2 separate regions of the Homo sapiens genome follow, and region 2 is linked to region 1. A link is a loop called in an ENCODE intact Hi-C map of the cell type or tissue named here. Cell type or tissue: tibial artery. All regions are shown on one strand. Links, peaks and the distances in the headings refer to the core of each region. The heading gives the core; the rest is flanking DNA. Region 1 has its middle 120 kb from the start of LINC02448. Region 2 has its middle 240 kb from the start of SLC16A7.

Region 1 (8,349 bases), core at 245-8,244:
GAAATAGCAGGAAGCTAATTTGTTAGCTTGTATTAATTTATTAACTCAAATCCCAGACTGGTGTACACTCACAAAAAGCTGAAAAGCACAGAATTAGATTGTAAAACAGAAATTATATATCTCCTCAAAACACAAAGCATGCCTTTGCTTTTCTTTGACCACTCAAGTCCACCTGGTTTATTCAACAAAACCTGTGCTACTTAAATGTCAAGTAAGAGAATTATACCAGAAAGCCATTACTCTAAAGGGAGCATCTTCATTACATTGATAGGATCTCAGGTACAGGCATAATTTCTGAGTCATTCAATATAAAATATATGCATATCCAAGAAAAATATCTCTGTTCTTTAAGCTATTATAACTATAGTTGGTAAAATTTTAGTTTTAATTTTCGTTATACAGGAATTGTTAAATTATATTTAATAGCATCATTTTGTTTAAGAAAATATTACCCAAATTAGAGTAAAAATTTGTCTTTTGATATTGCGTCTTAGCTTTTCTATTACATAACTATTTTCTTTAAAATGAGTTCTACTGAAAGATTTCTTGTTAAATTAAAAGAAGTAAGGAAATAAATTTTTTCAGCAAACCATGAATTCAAAGATAGCTTTGCTGAACTTCTTGTATTTCACTTGTAATTTTTGACTATTATTTTCCTTAGCTGAGTATGTGCAAATCAGGCAAGATTCAAAAATGTTCATTTACCATTTATCTCCAACAGAGTAAATATTATTTTCTAATATTGCAAAGAAGTCTCTCACTATAGATGGAATTTTAATCACAGTATCCAAAAAAGGAGACAAAGACACCACAATACGAATTTCATGTGTGTGATAGCAAAATAACACCTGAGAATCTTCATTTGTGCTGTCGTTAGCTGACACAGTAATTAATTTCAGCATGCATCTTCCTAATAGCACATAAAGATTACTCAGCAGTATAGTGTGTGTGTGTGTCTGTATGTGTTTACATGTGAGATGAATGGAAACAGGTATAGAAGAAATGAGTCAGAGTAAAGCAGTAAATTTTATTTGCTGCTTTACTTCTCAACCAGAGGTAAAGTTTTTTTTTTTTAAATTAGATGTCTCTATATTTTTAGGCCATCTTAATTACTACAGTATTAAATCCAGACTTTTGCATGTGAGCGCTTATTCTAAATGAACTAAAGCTGATCCAAATATAGTCAAGCTTACTTAACGCAAGGTACTTTATGGGAAGAAGTCTTCATATGTCTAATACAGATCTAATTTGAGTGATGGAAAAATCTGACTTCATAGAGATATTCTATGCATAATTTTCATGACATGCTACTTTATCTTGATGCAATTGTCACCTCATTTATTCCCAAGAAAATCTAGTATTAGAAAATGTTGAACTAAAACTAAGGTAGGCATTCAGTCCGGTGTAATACAAAATTTATCTAAACTTTGTGTTTCAACTATCTTTCTCCCAGTGTTCACATTTAGAAACTGGTTGTAACATACTTGTCAATTTTAGGGATTCTTTTTTTTTTCTCTGTCTTACCTTGAAAGTACTAAGAAGGTCAGATCTCATGAGTCAATTTCATATCCTGCCATAGGAAGTGAAATCCTGTGCTGAATCTCTTACATACAAAAAAAGGTCAGTTTCACTGTAAATATCATGTCTGTCATTGAAACAAGAAATTGCTTAGCTACTGACAGATGTAGTTATTCACCTACAGGTTTCCCTAGAGTAGTTTTCTAGTCTTAAATTCTAGCCCTCTTCAGTATGAATGCCAATCCAGTAACAACAGATCTATGTGAGTGAGGAATAAATGCAGCCTGTGCTACCTAAGAGCTGTGTGACCTTCAGTAATTTACTTGGTATCTCTGAGCTTGATTTTCCCCATTTACAGAGTGGGGATTTCAGATTATTTTAAGAATTTCTTGACATAATGTATATAAACGACCTGACATATAGCAAGCACTAAACAAATAAGCTCTTATCACTATTATGTTCCATTTCCACTTTAGTTTCTTCTAGTCACCCCAACCAACATACTCTTTTTCTGTTGTTAACTAAAGAATCCTACCACTCTTGTAAATCCTATCTCAAATTCAACATTTCTTTGGAAATTTTTTAAAATGTCTTAAAGTGGAAGTGATTTCTCTGCCTTCTGAAACCCTTGAATGCCTTCTATAGGTAAAAGTAAAATGGAAAGCAATTGTTATCTTGTTTTAAAATTCTATGTATGCAATTTTTATTTTTCATCACTATGTACTTGGTTGCTAAAACAATAACCCACATATAAGATTTGTTTAATAAATGTGTGTAAAAATTGATTATATGAATTGGAGTTGTCTTGTCATACACAACTAAATTAGTATTGAGAGAGCAGGAAAAAAAAATAGTTGGGCACAAAGCACCTGCCCAGGAGTTATCTCACAAGCCAGCTGCCAAAATGACCTGCTATAACTTTAAGAGTAGTTTTACCTAGTAGCTGCAGAAATGAACCACAGTAATTCTAAGACTAGTTTTACGTACCACTGTCACTTATCAGTCAGAGCTTGCCAGCTCCTGTAAACATTGATGGTGATGAGTTTTATTTCAAAACAATACATAACATTTTTCTTTCTAATAAAATGTCTAATTTTCTCTTTCTTCTTCATGCATACCAAAGACCACCCTGGTCAGTATGTATGCCCAAAATTGCAATTCTCTTTTTTATATATTGCCAGATAAAAAGTTTTGCTTAGAGATTCATTTGTCTATTTTTATTTTACTTAGACATCTGGGCTCAAACAATGGATATATGAATAAATATATAAATTCCCAGCCCCCAATTGGGTTAATATGACTTGTTCTTCAGTTGTGAAACACATCATTGTAAGTTTCACATATGAAAAATTATAATATGTAGCATATGTAGTTCATTTAGGTGAAAATAAAGAGTAAGCCTAAAAACGTTGGTGAATTAAACCAGAAATAAAAGAAGAGAATCATCTGATTTTGTCATATTAAAACATTGTTTAATCTTCAAAAACACTGGAACTTCTAAAAGTTTATGAAGAAAATATACACGACAAGTTTTGTTTTCTTAAATGTGAGGTATGTTTATGCTAACTTTATAAAGAGACATAAAAATTAGTTCCAGTTTCGGCAGTTTTCTCACAGTATATATAAGATTTATTTTAGACAGATATTTTCTCCAGAAAAAGAAAAAATGACTTGTTGATATAAAGCCATTTTGAAGGACTTGCCAATTTAAAGTGTTTCTCAATGATTTTTTGGGCAAATTGGCAACTTGAGCAATTACTTAGTGAATTTGATCCTGATATTTGGACTTACAGACATTTGTTTTTCAGAGCTCATGCTTGCTTCATTCAAATAATGATACAAGCAATTGTTTCTTTTTTTGAAGTAAATCCAAATTTTATGCAATAATTACATTTATTGAGCAATGAAATCTTGGTCAACTCAGTTGAACAAATATTTATTAAAAGAACTGATATGTGTAAAGAACAGTACAATTCACTATTGTAGGTTCTAGAATTAGAATATGATTTTATTGCATCATAAGGTACAACTATGATAATATTTTAAAATAACAAATATTAACAAGAATGAAAATAGATTTCTTTTACACTCAAGAATTTTTCCTGTTCAAGAGTACTTTCCAAAGTACACAAAAGCCTTCTTTATATTTATATTTAGAAACCACATAAAACATTTTTTAGCTAATGAGTTGATTGGCTTTTGTGGCCCCAGAAGGACACAATAAGCTCATCTATTTTTGACCTTAGTCTCAAGCATTAGTCTCAAGCATTAGTCTCAAGTGTTTCCAATTCATTTCCTGAAATGTATAAGAGCATAATCAAAAATTTATTAAAATGTCCTCTTTTTTCCCTTTTTCTCATTCCCAGGAGCACTGCTTTCACTTTAATGTCCCTGGTTTTCCATGAGAATTTATTCATCATTAGTTGGGGTAGATGAAGGACAGTCAGAGAAGAGGTCTTGAGGCTCCCTCACAGAGTTATGAAACATGAAGGATAAATGCCTGTTACCCTGACAGGGGAGGAGGAGAGTGAGGGTCTGTGGGAATCATTGGGAGAGAGCTTGATTTTGTGAGGAGAGCCTGAGAGATGATGTAACCAAATTGGCAAGAGAGAAAACTAACCTCATTAGTTTTATTTATCCTTATTTATGTTTAAAAGATTTTTTTCATAAAAATGTTTTCAAGCACACATTTAAAACATTGTGTCATTTCCATTTCCAAGGAAACTTCTGAGAAATTGTATTTTAATTATTGCACCAGTGTTTTGCATTCAGAGACCCACGATGATCAGTTCGGCATTTGGAATTAAGCAACACTGCCCTCTAGAGATCGTTGAGGTGCTGCCTCAAGAGATGTCCAACTGTCAGGAATGAACTGGGAGAAACAAATGCCCTTCCACATTGCTTAATGCACTTAGGCCCTAAAAGTAGTGTAAAAAAACAGGCTGTGGTCATAGCATTGCTTTCTGTCATGTACAGATCCATTGACTGAGATATGCAGTGAAAGGAATCCAAGCTGGCTGGGAAGAAAATCACTTGGCCCCCCGAGATAAATGTGGTCAAGGAATCCTGACTGACAACGTCAGCAAAAGCAGAAAGGTCAGTCAGCACTTTGGAAAGAAGGCCCGTGTACAAAGACTTCATAATGCTGCTGTGGGAATCTTTTCTAAAGCAACTAGATATATACAAAATAAAATGAATTTAAAGGAACTTCAGGGAGGAAGAGAGGGAGGGAGGGAAAGAGAGAGAAACAGCAGTGGAGTGTGATGGATCTAGAGGAGTTCAAATAATCTGTTGGGTATCATGAAGTTTGATGGTTCAGAAGACATGAAGAACACTTCACACAGAGACCCAGTCAGCTATTGTATATTGTGAACCATAGAATAATAACAATCAAAGGAGAAGTAAGACAATGAGAAAAATAGTCATCAGAACACCCCATCTCTAATGCCCCCATTATCACCAACTTAGGGACTCCCTAAGGACATACTCAAAGAGAAATTATTTGAATCAACTATTTTTTCAGATTTCGTTGCAGTTTCGGTAAAAACTTCCCTCATCAAATGAACTGAAAAATAATCCTTTCTCCAGCATTTTCAGGAAGAGTTTGTGAAGGTTTGATATATCTTCTGCAAATATCTGACAGAATTCACCAACAAAGGTATGTAGGCCTAGATTTTCTTTGTGGGGAGATTTTTAATTACTTATTTAATATCTTTTTTGTTATGGATCTACTCATTTTCACTTTCTTCTTGAGTCAGTTTTGATCATTGTGTTTTTCTAGGAATTTACTCATTTCATTGAAGTTGTCTACTAAAATAAAGTTGTTTATAGTATTTCCTTATAATTCTTTTCATTTCTGCAGGGTCAGTAGCGATGATCCCTCTTTCATTCCTGTTTTGTCAATTTTTGCCTTTTCTTTTTCCTTCTTTTTTCAATGCTTTTTCGGTAGAGGGCTTGTTGAGCTGCTTACTGCACAACTCCAGAAGTAGTATCATGTATTTGGTTTTTTTTTAGACAACATAATCCACTTTAGGTGGTTGAATAAAAAGAATCATTCCAATATACAATACAGAAGAGTCAAGGACCTAGCCCTGAATATTGTGCAACCAGAACCAGGGAAAATGAGCCAGGGAAAATGCCCTGCTATGCCACAGGATTCAGTCAGTAGAGAACGGATGCAAAAAATGCTGTTAAAGTAGCCCCAAGCAAACAAATGCCTCCTACTGTTCTATGTGCCGGAAGATACATTCTTCTAGTGTGTGGTGCCACCTCAAGTCACTCATTTCTGACTCACACCTACTTGGTAGAACTTATGTCACATATAGCAACCCAGTTGAAAAAGAGTCTGAGAAATTTTTATTTTCACTAGCATTATTATACAGAAAATAAAATTAGAGAAGGTTGAAGTAGGTGTTGAATGAGCCAATTTACGTTTTATACCACAATGACTTCGCATGATCTGACCACTTACCATTCCTCCAACCTTATCTCAATACACTCCTCAAATGACCATTCATTATGCTCTAATCATTCTGTCCTTTTTTTCTGTCTCAGGATAACCTTGGAAAACCTCAGAAAATTTGTATTTTCTGTTCTTTGTGGATTCACTGCTCTTATCTTAGGTTTTGTTAATGTCTGTGTATAAAATGTCATAATCGTAAATAAACCTTCCTTAATCATTCTTGGTAATCCACCTCTACTCCCTGAAACCTTCTTTCTGTTTACCAAATATTCCATGAGTACCTGTCCCTGGCAAAACCTAGATTTCATCCAGAACCTTAGCTGTAAAGAGGAATGTAGAAAAGAGTGATGAAAGATGTCAATTGCCATTGGCAATATGGAATTTAGGTGTTTCTTTAGCTGTGCTTAGTTTTTGCCTCCACTGGCAAAAATCTTCCCACACTTTGTGCATTATATCTAATGATGAAAACAAAAGCCATGGATGCAGAAATGTTCATTATTTTTTATGTTTCCAATTTAAACTTGATCCAGTGTTAAGTCATATACAGATATACATACATCACAAAATAATTTCCCTAACTGCTAATAATGGCAGACTTTTAAATGTAAAAATATGAAAGAAGTAATAGTTGTATATAAATCAGATAATAGTTTCCCATCATATGCTTCTTTTGAAGTCACAAAAAAACTTTTTCACCATAAATTTAGTCATTTTATTTGCATCTCAAAATAAATTTTAAAGTAATGATATGTTGAACAAAATTTATCTTTCGAGTTTTTGGAGGATGAGAGCTAGGTAAATTGCCAGAAGCTTATCTGTGTGCATTGTAAACAGGGTGTTAAGAAATTGTGGTTTCAACTAAAACTAGCCATAGACTGCTAGAAGCTACTTAGGAGCAACTACAGGAAAGTTGAGAAAATCAAAATTAGCATTATACAAAGAAAAATATTTTATGGTTGTAAACTCATGGACAGAGACTACTAAGGTTTACGATTAATGCCAATCTAAGTTTAGAAAGCTAAGGATGTACAATTATTTAAGGGTAAAAGAAGAGAAACAGGCTATAGTTGCCCAGAACAAAATCTGCTTATTAAGTCCATACCATCCAGACCAACAGCACATATTAAAATCACATATACAGTCTAGGCCTATTTTATCCCATCCTCATATGCTTCACTGAAGAGAGGCTAAAGTTGAAGCAATTATTCTGCAATTATTTCAAAAACAATGATTTCAAGTGTTTTCCGATCAAAAGGAAACACAACGTATTTCTTTCTAGGAGGTAAAATTTTATCTATGTTCTATAGTAAGTTCAATTTGTTGAACAAAATAGCTACACACAGGTTAAAGATTTAGGTTACTCTCATTTTTTTCATTGCTAAGCAAGTTATTTCTAATCCAATTTAGGGCATTTTTAAAGAAATATGTCAATTTTTACTAGACAATATTTGAAAGTAGTGGTGCACATTGTAAACATTGCTCTGTGTCAAATAATGGGTGGAAGATGGGAAGATAAAAGCTTTAGACAAGCTGGGGCTATTTTAGATTAGGTGAGATAGAGAGCATTTCTCTAAGAAGGTAATATATAAATAGAAACAGGAATAAAATAAAGAAGCCACAAAAGATCTAGAAAAATATTTTTTGGCAGGGGAAAAAGCAAATGAAAAAGCCCTAAAGCTACAATAGACTTGTCAGGCTCCAGGCAGAGCATGGAGCAATACAGCTGGAGGGGAGTAAGTTGGGGGAAAATGACTTTGGTGAGGCAGCCAGAGGCCAGGGCAATCAAGACCTTGCAGGACATAATGAAGACATGAATTTTAAGTGTGATAGTAAACCACTGGAGAGTTTTGAGCAATGGTGTGATATGATCCAATTTATAATAAACAAATAAATTTGTAAAACCTCTCACTGGCTAATGCCAAGAGAAAACTATAGAGCATAAGAAGAAGCAAAAGCATCTATCTTCATTTATTTTTTGTTGTTATAACAGAATACCTGAAACTGAGTAATTTAGAAAGAAAAGCAGGTTATTTATTACAGTTCTGTTCTGGAGGCTGGGAAGTCCAAAACTGGGCAGCTGCATCTGGTTGGCTTCTAAAGAGAGCCTTAGGCTGTATCATAACATGATGGAAGACATTAAAAGGCGAATGAGGAGGCAAGAGAAAGCTACAGAAACTGAACTTGCATCAGCCTACTCATGGGAGGCAATTCCATTCCCACAAGAGCTATTCCAGTCTTTTCATAACTAACTCAGTCTTGTGAAAGACGTTAATCCAACTTAATGGCCTAATGACCTTTTAAAGGCCCTACCCCATAACATTATTACATTGGTAATTAAATTTCAACACGAGTTTTGGTGGAGATCAACC
Region 2 (8,349 bases), core at 216-8,215, 430 kb before region 1:
TTCATTAGAAGGGTTGGACCAAACTTGGTTTCTGCTTATGTAGTTGTTTAGCTCACTTTCAATGTACATATTTATAGATATATTTTATTGAGGCTTTGCAAAATGGCTGCTTCTCATGGCTTTTTTTTCTGGGGACTGCCTTTTCTTTCCAGGTGGCTCCCCACATTTCTGATAATGTCTTTCTGATATGAGTTCTATGTTATTTGTCCATTTGCCTCTCTTGCACGTGATCATGATTCTACCATATTTAGGATGTTGTTTTCCCTTTGCACTCTCTGTTATTGTACTAATAAAGGAAGAGGAGAGAGATCATCTTTCATAGAAAGAGCACTTTTCTCATTAGGGCAGCATCATGATGCTTGTGTATTAAGACTTCATGGCTTAACTGCTTTTGCCTTCTGCCCAGGGATGATAGTGCCATATCCAGCCAATCTGAATATGTGACCCTATCGGCAGACATATCTCTCTTGTGGCAATGGAGTCATCTTGTACAATAAGTTGCTACCATTGAGCATTAAACTCATCAAATGAAAAAAAAAAAATGCCCGGGACATTCTCTATAACAAAGACCTACTATCCTGGGAAAAAGACTTCTCAGAGCTTTATTACACCCAACAGGAGCGGTGTTTACCCAACTTCATTCCCATCTAGCAATTCTGTCTCACCTGAAAGGGGAGAACAAAACTAGGAAATACTGGTGTAGATCACAGCCCAGGAACACAGGTCTAGTAAAGGACTAAGATCCCATCATAAGATTATAGAAGGATTCCTTTAACATACTTGCTACCACCACATCAACAGGGTACTAGTGTATATAGTAATAGTGAGTAATAGTGGAGAACAGTTAAAAAACCTGCAAGGCACAGACTTTATTTACATATGAGTTTTTAGGGAAGCCCAAAGACAGTAGAGAATAAAAAAACAGAATCTCATAGAATGTGAAGTCTCTGGAACATATGGCTAAAGCAAATATTGAACACAGTACAACTCCTAGCCAAAATAACATAAAACCTCACACAAATGGCCATATACCTCCGTTCTTGTTATCTAATACATCATGTAAGTCTTTCAACAATAAAACATTTCAACAAAAGTAAAACATGTTAAAGGACAAGAAAAATCAGTTCAATATTTAAAAATACCATTTACAACAGCACCAAATACACAGAGAAGCTACATGTGGAAAACTACCAAACTTCGATGAAAGAGATCAGTGCAGATCTAATAAATGGAGGGATATTTTATATAAATATTCCACCAGATTCAATAATGTTGGATGTCAGTTCTTCCCAATGTTTTCTATAGAGTCAATGCAATCCCAACAAAAATTCCAGCAGGCTATTTATAAATATTCACGAACTGATTCTAAAGTTTACATGGAAAATCAAAAGACCTAGAACAACCAACCTAATACTGAGGGACTTAACACTAGCTGATTTCAGGACCTACTCTAAAGCTACAATAATCAAAAGAGATTGATATCAATAACAACAACCAAAAATAGGCACATAGCTGGGCGTGGTGGCACACGCCTGTAGTCCCAGCTACTCGGGAGGCTGAGGCAGGAGAATTGCTTCAACCCAGGAGGCAAAGGTTGCAGGTTGCAGTGAGCCAAATTCAAGCCACTGCACTCCAGCCTGGGTGACAGAGGGAGAGTCCGTCATAAATAAATAAATAAATAAATGCCCATAGATAAATCAATGAGAATAAAACCCCAGAAATATACCAAAATGAATGTGCTCAACTGATATTTGAAGAAAGAGCAAAAGCAATTCAACCAAGAAAAGATAGCATGTTCAGACAATTGAATGTCTGTATGAAAAAGGGGAGAGGGACATCCAGACACAGACTATACACTTTCCACAAAATTTAGCTCAAAATACCTTGCAGACCTAAATGTTAAACTATAAAGCTTCTAGAAGAAAACAAGAAAATATCTCAGTGACATTGGTTTTGGCAATTTTTAAGAATAACACAAAAGGCACAATTTGTGAAAGAACTAAAAACAGATTTAATTAAAGTAAATTTTGCTTTATGAAAGACATTGTTAAGAGAACAAAAAGATAAGACTAGAAAAAAATATTTGGAAAATACAGATCTGATGAAGAATGTGTATCTGAAATATACAAACACTTAAAACTCAAAAATAAAAAAGCAAGCAACCCAATTTAAAAATGGGGAAGAAATCCAGAGGCACTGCATTAAAAAAGATAAACAGATGGAAAATAAGGATATAAAAGAATACTCAACATCATTTTCCATTAGGGAATTGCAAATTAAAATAATAATGACATGCCAGTACACGCCTATTAGAATGGCTAAATTCCAAAAAACTGACGATACAACATACTGGCCAAGATATCGAGTGACAGAAATTGTCATTTATTGCTGGTGGGAAAGAAAAATCATACTGCTACTTTGGAAGACATTTTGACAATCTCTTTCAAAGTTAAACAAATCTTACTATATATCCAGTAATTTTTTCCTAGACATTTATGCAACTGATTTAAAACCTAAGTCTACAGAAAAACATGGACATGAATGATTTTAAGTTTTTTTTTCATAATCACCAAAATCTAGAAGCACTCAAAATGGCCTGCAATAGGAGAACGGATAAACTATGGTACAGCCATGTATTGGAATATTATTTGACAATAAAAATAAATTAGCTATGAAGCCACAAAAATACATAAATGAACCTTAAATATGTATTGTTAACTGGAAAAAAAAGCCCATCTGAAAGGACTACATACTGCATGATTCCATTTATATGACACTCTGGTAAAGGCAAAACTATAGAGACTGTCATAATATCAGTGATTTCCTGGGGCTGGAGGAGAAAAGGGTAGGGCTAAAGAAAGGACAGGTGATCTCCTATAGTGGAAAAATTATTTTGTATTATATTGTAATTGTAAATATATAACTATGCATTTGTCAAAACTCATAGAGATTTCCAGGACAAAGAATGAATGTTAATATATGCAAATTTAAAAAATCATTTAGCAGGTAAGAGGATCTCAGGATAGAATGCAGAATGTGACAAAATAATCTAATTGTGCTACAAAGATATTAACTCAATTGAATGGAAGAAAGGTTTTGGAAATGAGTGGACTGTAAGACTCAAGGCAAAAGGAGCTATACTTCAGTGCTACACTTGAGTTAATAATTTTTTTTCCCATAATGGCACAGATGAACAATTTTGAAATCACTCTGCATGTATACTGAAAAGTAAGTAAACAGATAACACGTGATTGAAACCAAGTTCTCATTGCTGGAATGGGAATTTTCAGACATGCAAGGAGAGGAGACTAGTATGGTTCATGTGGTAATGGATTAAAGTTTGAAATATCACTATGATCTCATTCTTAGCAATATAGATACAAATGGTTACATATAGAAATATGTATAGATAAGATGTACATGGGTTACATGTGCTGGTTAATTTTATGTGTCAGCTTGACTGGACTAAGGAATGTCCAGAGAGCAGGTAAAATGTTATTTCTGAGTGTGTCTGTGAGTGTTTCTAGAAGAGATTACCATTTGAATCATAGACTGAGTACAGAACGTCACCCTCACTATTGTAGGTGAACATCATCCAGTTGGGTGAGGACCTGAATAGACAAAAAAGCCAGGGGAAGGGTTTTTTGAGCTGAGACTTTCATCTTCTTCTGCACTCTGACATTGTTGTTGCTGGTTCTTGAGCTTTCAGATTTTGATCAGATTTTACACCTGTGGGCCCCAGTTCTCAGGTCTTTGGGCTGAATCACACTACCCACTTTCCTTGTTCTCCAGTTTAGAGATGGCAGACTGTGGCACATCTTAGCCTCTATAACTATGTGAACCAATTTCTATAATAAATCTCCTTGTATATACATGTGTATATGTATGTATGTGTATGTATCCTGTTGGTTCTGAAGAACCCTGACTAATACAGTATACATAAATATATTTCATACTCTGTTAGCTAAGAGGGCCTAGAAGCATCAATACCCTAGTAGCAACAACTGCCTAGGTTTTGGTGTCTAATTCCATTCTCCAATAAAAGGAACAAGGAGCTTGGATCATCTTGTGCAGACAATAAGCTCGAACAGAACAAAGCAAAATGAAACAAAACCCCACAATGTTGGGGATTTTCCAAAAGGACATAGGAACCAACTGAAAGAGCTCTAGTGGCCAAAATGAGAACATTTTGAGCAATGAAGTATTATTGGATTACAACCCAAAGTATAAAATAAACATCCTTGAGTTGTCACTGACATAAATAAATGTGAGGAGAAATAAATAAATGAGAGAATAAAGATATTTCTGATACAAAAGAATTTTAAACAATTTATGTAGATGTAACACCCTCAAGGATGAATCATAGCTTTTTATTCCACAAGGGGGAGCTGTGCCTAGTAACTTCCTTCAAAGGGTACAGTATAAAAAGAGGGAAAAGGAAAAGAGAAATTTTACAGTGGAGAAAACCAACAAATGCTACCTCAGTCAGGAGATCAAGATTAATAACAGTGATTCATCATGTTGGTAGTATATACCCTTGATATGATATGGTGAAGATGGCACTCTGTCAGCCTCCTCCCCAAAACCCATAACCCTGGTTTAATCATAAGAAAAACTTCAGAGCAATTCCAATAGAAGGGCATTCTACAAGATACCTAACCAATATTCCTCAAAATTGTTAAGGTCATCAAAAACAAGGCAAGTATGAGAAATCGTCATAGCCAAGAGAAGCCAAAGGAAACAGGATAACTCAATATAATGTGGTATCTTTCATGGGATGCTGGATAAGGAAAATGACATTAGTAAAAACTAAGGGAATCTAAATAAAATGTATGCTTCAGTTAATCCTAATATATTAATATTGCCTCATAAATTGTAACAAACACACCAAACTAATGTAAGATATTGATAGGGAAAACTGTGTGGGGTTGTATGGAGTATAGGTATATGGGAACTCCCTGAACTATCTTCTCAATGTTTCTGTAAATCTAAAACTATTTTTAAAAGTAAAGTTTATTAAAATTTTTAAAAACATAGTGTGAAATCTTATTTGTATAAGGACATGTTAATTATGGAATGAAATAGCATGCATAATATTGGTTTGGCTCTGTGTCCCCACCCAAGTCTCATCCGGAATTGCAATCCCCAGATGGTGGGGGTGGGGGGACCTGGTGGGAGGTGATTGGATCACAGGGGCAGTATCCTCCATGCTGTTCTCATGACAGTGAGTGAGCCCTCACAAGGTCTGATAGTTTAACAGTGTGTGGCAGTTCCTTCCTTGCTCTGCCATGATAAGATGTGCTTGCTTCACCTTTGCCTTCCACCATGGTTTAAGTTTCCTGAGGCCTCCCAACCATGCTGCTGTACAGCCTGCAGAAGTGTGAGTCAATTAAACCTCTTTTCTTCATAAATTACTCAGTCTCAGGTAGTTATTTATAGCAGTGTGAGAACAGACTAAAAACAATGCATAAATTTAAAAAATAAAGCAAGGGAAAGACACCTGAGACTACAGGTGGGCATTGGGAGTTGTAATCCAAATGGTGTAATCTGAGCAGGCCTCTTTGAAAAGCTGACATTTGAATTGTGGCTTAAAGGAGGTAAGGAGGTGAAGACAGGAGACACAGTAGATATCTGGTGGAAGTATGTTTCTAGGAGAGAGAAATATGGGTGGGAATGCCTAGAAATGGGTGGTGTTTGGCATCCTCAGAGAGAAGTGAGAAGGTTATAGAGGGAACAAGGTAGCAGGACATGAGGTCACTCAAAACGATTGATTGTGGATGCACAGATCTTGGAAGACCTCTTATTTTTACTCTGAAAAAAAAAAATAGGACCCTTTGATTTGGCTCATTTTATTTATTTTTTGAGACAAAGTCTTGCTCTGTCACCCAGGCTGGAGTGCAGTGGTACAATCTTGACTCACTGCAGCCTGGAACTCCCACGCTCAAGTGATCCTCCCACTTCAGCCTTCTGAGTTGCTGGGACTATAAGTGTGTGTCACATGCCTGCTTTTAAAAAATTTTTTATAGAGATAGTGTCTCCCTATATTGCCTACGTTGGTCTTAAACTTCTGGGCTCAAGTTTTCTTTATGCCTTGGCCTCCCAAAGTGCTGGGATTTCAGGCATGAGCCACTATGCCTGACTTATTTTATTTTAACAAGGGGGATATTTAGGAAACATCATGAAAAAATCATGTAAGAGAGGGTGAGAAAGAGAGAAAGACTATGTTCATATTGAGAGATATGTGTCTCTAAAGAGCTATGGCACTGTGATCTTTATCCACATGAAATATAGACAAATTAAATTCAAGTAACTAATGTGAGTCATCTAACTTCAGTGGGGAGGCAGGCAATCCCTTTAACCTTACTGATAGTAACAATGTCTTCTAGCGAATGAAGAAGAGGTTTCTCTGTAGAATCTCTAGGAGTCAGCAGTGATGCCCACCTTAGGCTTAGCAACCACAGAGTATCCCACTGGCACTCAGCCTCCAGTAGCTGTTTTAGAGTCCTCCATTGCCACGGGGATAAATCAAACTTCCCTCTCCAGTGGAAAGGCTAGGGACCAAAACTAGACTTGTGGAATGAGGTTGCCCTTAGGATGCTTTCAATTATCTTGAGGAAAGGCATCCTTTGAAGGAAAGAAAGGTATTCTCACTAGAGGAGAGAGGAGAATTTGGTAAAATAGCTTCAAATTTAAAATAAGTACAATGTTATTTTTATCACAAACTAATGACCCAGGTTATATAATTGTATTTCGGCGTAAGCTTCCCAAGCATATATGGTCTTCGCATCTTACAAAATACTCTCATTATCTATGTTGGAGGATAAGGTGTTTTTGTTTGTTTGTTTGTTTGTTTGTTTTGACGGAGTCTTACTCTGTCACCAGGCTGGAGTGCAGTAGTGTGATCTCGGCTCACTGCAACCTCTGCCTCCCGGGTTCAAGTGATTCTCCTGCCTCAGCCTCCTGAGTAACTAGGACTACAGGCACTCACCACCATGCCCAGCTATTTTTTGTGTTTTTAGTAGAGATGGGGTTTCACTATGTTGGCCAGGATGGTCTCAATCTCTTGACCTTGTGATCCGCCTGCCTTGGCCTCCCATCGTGCTGGTGTGAGCCACCGTGCCCGGCCAGGATAAAGTTTAAAGGACAGTAGAAATGGTAAATACAATGAAGGGCTCCTAATCAAAGTGCTGTCTTTCTATCCCACTGAGTTTCAATCACAATCTGCGTGAGAATTCTTGGTTTGCCCAATTGCTTCCCCTGTACAATTCTTTTATAATGAAGAACAGTTTACTCAGGTAGTCCAGAATTATAGTGGTTAAGAAACCAGACTGGAAAGCCAAAGAATATACATGGATGAATAAATGGGTGGATGGATGGGTGGATGGATGGATGGCTGAAAAGGAACAAAAGAAAGAAGAAAGGAAGGAGGGAAGGAAAGAAGGAAGGAAGGAAAGAAGGAAGGAAAGGAAGGAAGGAAGGAAGGGGAAAGGAACGGAAGGGGAAGGAAGGAAGGGGAAGAGAAGGGAAGGGAAGGAAGGAAAGGAAGGAAGGAAGGATTATTAATACATAGATGTATATCTCACCTCTGTTATTTTTGCAATATATTCCCAGTTTTGTATGTAATTTACTGGGAAGAAGAGAAGGTGGTAAACTGCAGAGAACCATTAAAATATATTTAATACCTTTAATGTCAGTACCAACAAAAATTATGAAACCATTTTACTTTAAAGCGGGTTTGCATGAGGAATTTTTGTCAGAAGTACGTAATCAGATAATTTATCCCAAAGTAGAAAAATTCTGCATCCCTAAGATGGCACTGCTACAAATTAGGATATGGGGAAGAAAAAAGATTTTAGTATGAATAACAATAACGACTTGACAACAAGAATTGTTTGCAATCATTTAAAAGGCAATCCATTTAAAGTACATTGAAAGCTGCCCTTACTCAAGTGCTGGGTCAAGAACAGAGAAACCAGGGATATCCTAGCCCGGGAGGCTGTTTCATGAAATTGTGACAAGGTATTTCTGCTAGGCAGGCATAGCCTTGACAGGCACATGTTGGTTCATGGAGTGTGGAATGGATTTCATCACATGTGTCCACTAGGCTGAACACCCTTGAATACAGGACCTGAATATTACAAGACCAAAAATTGGGTGAAGAGAGAATGCTCCTCCTGCTTTGCTCTCAGTAATAATTAGGTGAAATTCCTCGGAGCCACCACAGTAGCGCTGAACCGGAGCACTAGGTGTGAAAGTTAAAAAACTCTCCAGAAACTTAAAAAAAAAAAATAATCTTACACATAAACAATGTAAGCTAACTGGCATATACAGAAAAGAGAGGAAAGGGGA

Evidence for each region. Peaks named below come from ENCODE experiments on the same cell type or tissue, not always from the same donor. Only the 100,000 strongest peaks of a DNase experiment are listed, where the experiment ranks them.
Region 2: a loop joins it to region 1, with 3.0 times the contacts of the local background. A loop is called at or near these places in 26 of 110 quality-filtered maps.

What each region holds. Positions count from the first base shown.
Region 1 is chr12:59,399,456-59,407,804 of GRCh38, reverse strand. No RefSeq gene overlaps it. Among named protein-coding and RNA genes, the nearest start is that of LINC02448, 120 kb to the left of the region's middle. In tibial artery, for the core only: a CTCF peak has its summit at 4,344 (motif pointing left); no DNase peak of the experiment used is centred there; H3K27ac peaks cover 466 bases.
Region 2 is chr12:59,831,195-59,839,543 of GRCh38, reverse strand. No RefSeq gene overlaps it. Among named protein-coding and RNA genes, the nearest start is that of SLC16A7, 240 kb to the right of the region's middle. In tibial artery, for the core only: CTCF peaks have their summits at 4,175 and 4,375 (motif pointing right); no DNase peak of the experiment used is centred there.